Regions from separate parts of the Homo sapiens genome. Here all the other regions are linked to region 1. Evidence: chromatin contacts called from ENCODE Hi-C or POLR2A ChIA-PET data. All regions are on one chromosome and are shown on one strand. Each heading gives the region's core, a stretch centred on a gene start or an enhancer-like site at or near the end of the contact. The rest is flanking DNA. Distances are from core to core; before and after follow the strand shown. Region 1 holds the start of POLD4 (DNA polymerase delta 4, accessory subunit). Region 2 holds the start of UNC93B1 (unc-93B1 regulator of TLR signaling). Region 3 holds the start of SLC29A2 (solute carrier family 29 member 2).

What was found. Hi-C counts contacts between places; a loop is a spot of excess contacts on that map. ChIA-PET counts read pairs that join two places held with the same protein, here RNA polymerase II (POLR2A). Pooled maps may share reads with other maps.
Region 2: a loop to region 1 is called in a map with no recorded cell type, with 6 times the contacts of the local background. The contact joins the promoter of UNC93B1 here to the promoter of POLD4 in region 1. A Hi-C loop is called at or near these places in 1 of 37 single-sample maps with no recorded cell type and 2 of 50 pooled maps. POLR2A ChIA-PET finds 5 or more read pairs at or near these places in 1 of 52 experiments (PC-9).
Region 3: a loop to region 1 is called in a pooled map, with 23 times the contacts of the local background. The contact joins the promoter of SLC29A2 here to the promoter of POLD4 in region 1. A Hi-C loop is called at or near these places in 3 of 50 pooled maps. POLR2A ChIA-PET finds 5 or more read pairs at or near these places in 2 of 52 experiments (A673 and WTC11).

What each region holds. Positions count from the first base shown.
Region 1 is chr11:67,352,245-67,354,944 of GRCh38, forward strand. POLD4 (DNA polymerase delta 4, accessory subunit) reads right to left here and starts at 1,302. Exons shown (of 4, transcript NM_021173.5): 1 at 1,059-1,302; 2 at 744-833; 3 at 447-558. The coding sequence starts at 1,155. The region is part of intron 2 of LOC100130987 (a long non-coding RNA gene); the gene reads left to right. RefSeq lists enhancers at 1-564, 565-1,146, 1,140-1,189 and a silencer at 1,370-1,619.
Region 2 is chr11:68,002,813-68,005,512 of GRCh38, forward strand. It overlaps UNC93B1 (unc-93B1 regulator of TLR signaling), which reads right to left and starts at 1,285. Exons shown (of 11, transcript NM_030930.4): 1 at 1,136-1,285; 2 at 845-986; 3 at 210-363. The coding sequence starts at 1,231. RefSeq lists enhancers at 1-37, 138-187, 288-337, 1,242-1,785, 1,786-2,328 and silencers at 638-1,047, 1,108-1,407.
Region 3 is chr11:66,370,488-66,373,187 of GRCh38, forward strand. It overlaps SLC29A2 (solute carrier family 29 member 2), which reads right to left and starts at 1,273. Exons shown (of 12, transcript NM_001532.3): 1 at 1,076-1,273; 2 at 757-838. The coding sequence starts at 1,104. RefSeq lists a silencer at 969-1,728.

The DNA.
Region 1 (2,700 bases), core at 52-2,551:
CACGCCTGTAATCCCAGCACTTTGGGAGGCTGAGGTGGGTGGGATCACGAGGTCAGGAGATCAAGACCATCCTGGCTAACACGGTGAAACCCTGTCTCTACTAAAAATAGAAAAAATTAGCCGGGCGTGTTGGCGGGCGCCTGTAGTCCCAGCTACTTGGGAGGCTGAGACAGGAGAATGGCGTGAACCCGAGAGGCGGAGTTTGCAGTGAGCCGAGATCGCGCCACTGCACTCCAGCCTGGGCAACAGAGCAAGACTCTGTCTCAAAAAAAAAGAATTATTATAGTGGCGTGTCCTCCTGAGCCAGGCACCTCATAGAATCTTCTTGCCTGTTCAGCAAGGCCTTCCAACCCTCCATCCATTTCTCCCTCAGGTCAGGACAGCAGGGTGACAGTGCCTGGAGAAGGCCCTGGCTCCCCTGAAAGCCCTCCCGGCCTGTCTCTGACCTGCACTGGAAGCGGGGGTCTCCGGGGTGGGTCTTCAGCACCTGCCACACCTCTGGGGGAGGCTCCAAGCCCATCTGCTTGGCCCGACACCAGCGCTGCAGCCGTGTGATCCCTGCCAGGGTGGGAAGAAGACTCTGGAGACTTGTGGGGGGTGGGGTAGAGTCTGAGCTGGAGAATGTGTGTGTTGGGGGGAGACAGTTCCTGAGGGTCAGAGTCACGCAAGCGCTTGGGTGACTTCAGAGACGTGTGGGTGACTGGCTGGGAGAGGCGCCTCCGTGGGGCTGGGTGGGTTCTCACCGGTGCAGGGCCCGTACTGCCAGGCCAGGTCAAACTGCCTCAGCAGCTCCAGCTCCGCTTCCTCCTCGTCGCGGGGCTGGGGCTCCTCCCCTGCAATGACAGCTGCTCTTCAGTACGAGGTTGGCTTCAGTCTCCTGCCCCTCACCTCCCAGCCTTCCTCACCACCGCTTTGCCTCTGCCACCCCGCAGCTAGACCTGGTGTCGGGAGGGGAGGACAGGCCACCTTTCCCTTTCCATCGGCCCCTCCGCCCCTCTAGGGGCCTCCTCTAGGCCCCTCCGTGTCCACTCCTCCTGCCTCCCTCACACCTCAGAGACCTAGCTCGGGTGCCAGCTCCCCCTTGCTGTGCCCAGCGGGCCCCTCCCTCCTCTTCACAACCGGGTAGGAATCAGTGATGAGCCGCTTCCGGCCCATGGCGGCCACCCAGGCAGGCAGAGAAGGAGGCAACTGCGGGGAAGAGGAGAGACCGGCCAGTGGGCGCGAGAAAGACAGCTGCTGAGAGAGACAGACGGGGCCAGGCCAGCGGCGGGCAGACAAGATGACCCAGACAAACCGAGAGAGGAAGTCGCCGGGGTCCAGGGAGGGACGCCTCCCCCACCCCCAAAAGCACGCAAACAGGAAAGACTTCAGCCAATGGCAGGCCGCCTATGCGGGGCGGGGCCCTGGCGCTAGCCAATGGTAGGCAGTGTAGGGTGAGGGGCGGGGCGGTGCCTCAGCTGTGGGCCGCGGGAGGAGGGGCAGGCTGGGGCGGGGGACCTGTCGGGATGCCCCGACTTCACCACCTTCCCCGGCCCCCATTGGTCTGCTGTGGGTCCCGAGAGACTTCAGGAGAGTTATCTTCAGCCTCTCACTTCCCGTTTTCCCTTCCTAGGCAAATGTTCTTTTCAGCTTCGCTAATCCCCGTGGCCAGTTTGTAACTCCCTAGAGTCCAGCTGGAGCCTTCACTCGGTCCTTTGGCCCGCCCCGCCTTGTGGGGGCAGGTCTGGAGGTCTGAAGAGAGTTTGGGCTAATCCAGGCCCCTTCCCGGCTCCCACCCAACCCCCACTGGCCCCAGGAGACCTGGCTGGAGAAGCCCATGGGTTCTGAAACCTCCTTTCTCACAGTCTGTGCCCAAAGATGCTGCCCACTCTTAGTCCGAGTAAGTGTTTGCCGTTTTGACTCTCCTGGGGTCCCAAGTCGTGTCCGGCCCGCCCCACCAGTCAGGAAGATTCCATACTGAGTAGGAAGGCAGAGCAAGGGTCTGGTCCCCCCACCACAATGTGTTTGGATCCCTAGTTCTTCACTGGCAAAATCTGCCCTGTCTCTCACAATAATGTGAGTCTGAGCAGAAAATATTAATAATAAACCTAACACTCATTGCACGTACCATGTGCCAAGTACTGTTCTAAGCACTTTCCCACATGTTAATTAAAATAGATGTCAAAAAGTTTTTGAAAGTAGGAAGTATAGCTAAATGATTATCACTGCTGATAGTCACAGGCATTGTAGGGCCCCAATCAAACCACAGTCTCTCTTGCACCCCAGGAGCTCACTGTCACAAGGCAGACAGATGCACAGTTGTCAGTGAGAGGCTATAATTCCTACCAGAAGAGGGAAAGGGTGGGTCAGAGATTGGTTAGGACCACAGGGATGATTAGCATTGGAAGGCCTCCTGGAGGAGGTGGACTGCTGTAAACAATGTCTCTCAATTCTCCACCCATGACCTTTGTCCCTTGGGCTCCTGTCATCACTGACTCACCCATACTGCTGCCTCCCCCTCACCAACTTCCTGGCAGGAGGCAAAAGTACTGGCCAGTGGGAGTCTGGGAACCAGCACAGGGACCAGCCCAGCTCTAATCACCCTCCAGAGATCCCATCCGGTTCTTCCTTCCAGGGATACTGGGAGGGTGGGGCACAGACTCCTGGGCTGCTGCCTGCTCAGAGGCCTCTGCCTCCTCCTTTCCCTGCTCTGGGGTCTGG
Region 2 (2,700 bases), core at 35-2,534, 650 kb after region 1:
CCAAATGTGCCCTGAGGCAAAGTTCCTGTTTCCTTCCCCAAATCCGAGTTTCACCCCCTTCACTCTCAGGCTTCCGGGTAGAAAAAAACCTCTCCCTTGTTCCCTCGCCCCACAAACACCCCGGCAGATGGACACCTCCTGGCCCGCCGGCCTCTGTACCCCTCCGAAATGGGAGTACCGCAGCATCCCACAGGAGCAGCCGCGCCCACCTGATGAGCACAGGTGTGTAGAGCAGGGCGGCGATGGGAGTCACGTTGATGCCCATCAGCATTTTGCTGTCGATGTCGGGCAGCCCCATGTTGCCATACTTCACCTCGCGGTAGGTCTCGTCGTAGTGCAGGATCAGCTGCATCTGCAGGAGGCCTGGGGACAGGACAGAGAGCGGCGTGCAGGGAGCAGCCTAGCTTTGGGCGCCACCGAGCAGAAGACGGCATGCAGGCCTCGCAGGGAGCTCCAATCACCGAAGGCATTCCCGCTGACAGCGCCCCTCAGGACAGCGGGGTTCCCGGGCTGCGCCACGCCTTCTGCCAGCCCGCGGCCACTTGGCCAGCTAAGCCCAGACCCCCACCCGCCTTGCTCCGCCGGCCTCCAATTCTGACGGTGGCAGGTCTGTCCGGGAGCCCGGACCCCCGTCCCCCACCCACACCGAGGCTCTGGCTGGGACCCGGGGACGCTGCGCTACTTGACCCCCCAACCCCACCCCCGCCGCGGGGGGCCGTGGCTGCAGCTGCGAGGGCAGCGGAGGGGAAGTGAGAGCGGGCGGGAGGCGGCGGCCCGCGGTTTCTGTTTCCCGGGCCGGGCTGGGAGCGGGCGGGGCGGCCCCGGGTCCCCGAGCGGCACCTACCCAGGTAGACGCCGTAGGTGAGCATGCCCCCGGCGCTGGCAGCCAGCACGTTCTTGAGCACGCCCAGGCGCTTGCGGCGGTAGTAGCGGCGCTCCTCCTCCTCCTCGTTGTAGTTGGGGTACGCGCCCACCAGCTCGTCCAGCTGCGAGCCACGCACGCCGCTCGCACCCGCGATCGCGCCCCGAACCCGTGTCCCCCGGTGCCCGCCGCCCCCCGGCCCGCCCCGCCCCCGCCGGGGGGACCCTGGCCCACAGGGGACGCCCGCGCCTCGCACTCCGGGTCCCCGCTCACCGGGGCCTCGGGCCCGTCCGGGACCCCGAGCAGGTCCTCGTCGCCCTGCGGCCCCGCAGCCCCCGCCATCGGGTAGAGCGGCGGCTCCGCCTCCATGGCCCGAACTACTGCGGACTCGCGGCGGTCGCCCCGGAGTCCCTGCGACCGCCCGGCCACTTCCTCCCGGCGGCCGGGACCTGCCCCCGCCCCGCCCTGTCCCGCCCTGCGGGCCGCCTCCTCCAGGACACGTGTGTGTGTATGTGTGTGTGCGCGCGCGCGCGCGCGTGTGTGCAGGGGCCTGCCTGTGTGTGCCCTCTGGGGTGTGAGTTCGAATCCCCACTCAGCCACCTCCTGGCCCTGTGACTTTAGGAATTAACTCCATTTCTTTGTGCCTCGGTTTCCTCCGTTTCCTCGACGGTAAAACAGAAATACATGGCACTACCCCCGGGGCCATGGCGGAACTATTGAGTTAATGCAAAGCCTTGGAAAAGTGCCAGGGTTGCCTGGCTCCCTTAAGCTCCCCTCAGGGTTGCCTGGGTCGTCCCCAGCCCCACCTCCAAGCCTGCTGTTACAGCTCATCAAAGAGCACTGCAGGGACAGTAGCGTCACCACCTGGACCCCACCTCCCACCACCGGACGCTACAGCCAGAGCCCACCTCCCATGTCCCCATCCTGCTCCAGTTTGGGCTGTGCAAATGGGAGCTTGAGTGGGTCCTGGGAGGTGGAGATTGTGATCCCCACTGAACTACATGGGGGACCCTGCCACAACCATGTAGTGGGGCCCAGAGCCACCTGCCCCCATCCTGCTGGGCACTGGATCCCGGGCTGCAGCGGGAGCCTGTGGTGGGGCCGACACTCCAAAGCACTGGCTACCACCGACCTGGCTGGAGCCACGGGGCCACTTTTGAAAATATCCAGATTCTCTCCCCTGGGTTCCTTCTGGTTTGAATGCTCTTCCTGCTGCGCCTCCCAGGTGGCTTCCTTCCCACTCAGCTCTCAGAACAAGAGACCATCCCTGCAGAGAATGCAGTCCCTTCACTTCCCTTCTGGTTTTCCATGCCCTCCCTGTGCACCCCCCTCCACCCACTGCTCTTTAGGTACATCCTCTCCCAAATGCAGAGGATGGCATTGGGCACCTACTGAGTGATCAATACTTGTGACTGGATGGGTGCATGAGTGACTGGATGACAAACACCTCCCACCCCGCAAGGATTGCTGGGAAGGTGGGGGGAGGCGTGAATCTGCAGTGGCTTCAGGCTTCCAGGAGGTAGAACTTTCTCCAGGTGACGATGCCCAAGTGCAGATGTGGGGAACAGACAGGTGGATTCATGCAGGTGGGTGGCTGGAAGTGGGAGACAGGAAAGGAGCCGAAGAGAGGGCAGGGCCCGAGGCGCAGGGGCAGGGAGGAGGTGGGAGAGTATGGCTATGGCGGGGGCCGTTCTCAGATGGCAGACACCAGCATCATTACACAGTATGATGAGAAAGTGCAATTCTCCTGACTCAGCCTTGTGAGTAGCTGGAATTACAGGCGTGTGCCCCTACACCCAGCTGATTTTTGTATTTTTAGTAGAGATGGGGTTTCACCA
Region 3 (2,700 bases), core at 23-2,522, 980 kb before region 1:
GCCTTCCCTGAAGAGCCTCCCTGCTGTTTCCTCCTGTGTCCCCAGTGCCTGCTCCACAGTAGATGCACATTAAAAGTTTGTTGAATGAGGCTGGGCACGGTGGCTCACGCCTGTAATCCCAGCACTTTGGGAGGCCGAGGCGGGAGGATCACGAGGTCAGGAGATCGAGACCATCCTGGCTAACACGGTGAAACCCCGTCTCTACTAAAAATACAAAAAAAAATAGCCGCGCGTGGCGGCGGGCGCCTGTAGTCCCAGCTACTCGGGAGGGTGAGGCAGGAGAATGGCGTGAACCCGGGAGGCGGAGCTTGCAGTGAGCCGAGATGGCGCCACTGCACTCCAGCCTGGGCGAAAGAGCCAGACTCTGTCTCAAAAAAAAAAAAAAAAAAAAAGTTTGTTGAATGAATGAGTGAATGAATGAAATTCATGGTATTTCAAAGAAAATCAAACGTTCGATAACCGACTTTTGGGGTGACTGACTCAGGAATAACGACACACAGAGAGGGGTGGCAGCGCCTTTGCTCATTCCAGACCCTGTGGGCTGGTGGCCTTGCCCCTCTGAGATGTGGGCATTGCTGAAGTTCTACTTTCCTAGCCACGGGGGAAGCATTCCCCTCTCCGAGCTTCAGCCCATAATGAGCTCAACGAGGGGTCACAGGTGCGCGGTGAGGAAGCGCCCGCTAAGCTTCATCCAAAGGGCTGGAGGGAGGGGTGCTGGCTGTGGCCACGAGGCTGCCACGCCGCCAGGAGTCTCACCGGGATGGCGGTGATGAAGAAGTTCCAGGGAAGGAGGGTGCCCAGCCCCAGGATGAAGAAGCTGATCCCGACCAGGTGGTAGCTGTGGGGATCGGTGGGAAGGTCACCCCGAGGACGCACCCGCCTCCGCAGGCCCTCCCGCCTCCCAGGCCACCCCCTCCGGAGCGGACTACAACCCCGATCACCCCGGTTCCGGCGGCCGAGGGAGTCGGCTGATGGGAATTGTAGTTCGATCCGGTCTTCTCTGAGCCTCGGAGCGCCTTCAGGGAGCGGGTCTGCAACGCCCCCGGCCACTTGCAACGCACCCGGGCCCACTCACCTGTCCCGCGGGGCGTCTCCTCGCGCCATGGCCGCCGCGGCGGATGCGCCTGGGGTGAAAGGGGCAGAGAAGCCGCACCTGCACCTGCGCTGGGGCGGAGGGCCGCAGACCGGTGGGGCGGGGGGCGGGTCTCCCCAGATTCCGGTGCAGGGCGGCTGGAGTCGCACAGGTAGCCTCGGGCGGATTTCGGCGTGTCTCGCGCTCCGCAGGCTGGGACCTGGGCTCCGCCCCGAGGCGGGGACAGAGGGTCGCGCCACCCGTCTCTCCTTCCCCCACCCGCCTCAGGGACTCGACTCTGGCTCGGGCCCCGCCCCACCTAGGGGCCTGCGGAACCCGCCCGCTCCCCGCACAGCCCCTCCCCGCAGCCCCCCGTCCTCTCCGCGGGGGCGGGTCCCGGATCCCTGCGGCGGAGGGGAAGGCGGGGGTAGGGACGAGGTGTAACCTCACCTCCACCCCCCGCCGAGAGCTCTGTAGGGGCAGCACTGGTGCGGGGCTCTTCCCGCTTCGTCAGCTCCGAGGTGATGCCAGAGCCGCTCCTGCGACCCCTAAAGCTGGAACCCACCGGGGCGCCCCCTAACTAGGGAGCCGCTGCGGAGTCCCCGCCCAGAGCGTAACCCGAGCCGGGCCCGGGCGGGGGAACCAGAGCTGCCACAGGTCGCCCGCGATCCTGGCGGGCTTCGCCGCGCTGGGTCCCCGGGAGTGCCTGGAAAAAAACAGCATTACTTTCAACTCCCTACTCTTTTTCTGTTAAAAAAAAAAATTTGAAAAGACTATAAATCATTAATTTGCTCCTACTCTCATAATCTACGAATAGGTGTGGGTTCTCTGCAATCCCCGGGCGTATCGGGGACGCTGGAGAAGTGAGAGGCTCCAAAACACAAACTAGTTTTTTTGAGACTGAGTGTCGCTCTGTCGCCCAGGCGGAAGTGCAGTGGCGTGATCTTGGCTCACTGCAACCTCCCCCTCCCAGGCAGGTTCAAGCGATTCTGGTGCCTCAGCCTCAGGAGTAGCTGGGACTACAGGCGCATGCCACCACGTCCGGTTAATTTTTGTATTTTTAGTAGAAACGGGGCTTCACCAGCTCTACTGAAGAGGTGGCCAGTCTAGTCTCGAACTCATCTTTTGACCAGGCTGGTCTCGAACTCTTGACCTCAGGTGATCCGCCCGCATCGGCCTCCCAAAATGTTGCTATTACAGGCGTGAGCCACCACGCCCGGCCACAAACTATTTTCTTAAGCAATGACATTTTATAGCCATTCCCAGGTTGCTTATGTTTTTCCTCCAGCCGACTGAGAGTCTGTAGGGGCAGAGGCTGTGCTTATCTGGTCCATTGGTTTACTGGCAGCATCTAGCGCCGTTGAGTGATAAATGGGTGGTTGCAGTAAAATGCAGGTGATTTTAGGGAGAACAGAGACAGCATTAAATTACACCGAAAGAGAAAGTTATTCTTCCCATTTTCTTTCAAGCCTCTGAATATGTCAAGGGTGTTAACAGGTTGCTAACACTTCTTAATCTGCCTTCCCATCCCTTCCCCTCAGTTAGCCTCAGAGGGTCTGCTGACAATTTTATCAAAAGTTATTAACTTGTATTTTTCTTATATTTATTTTTATAGCAACTTTATTTTC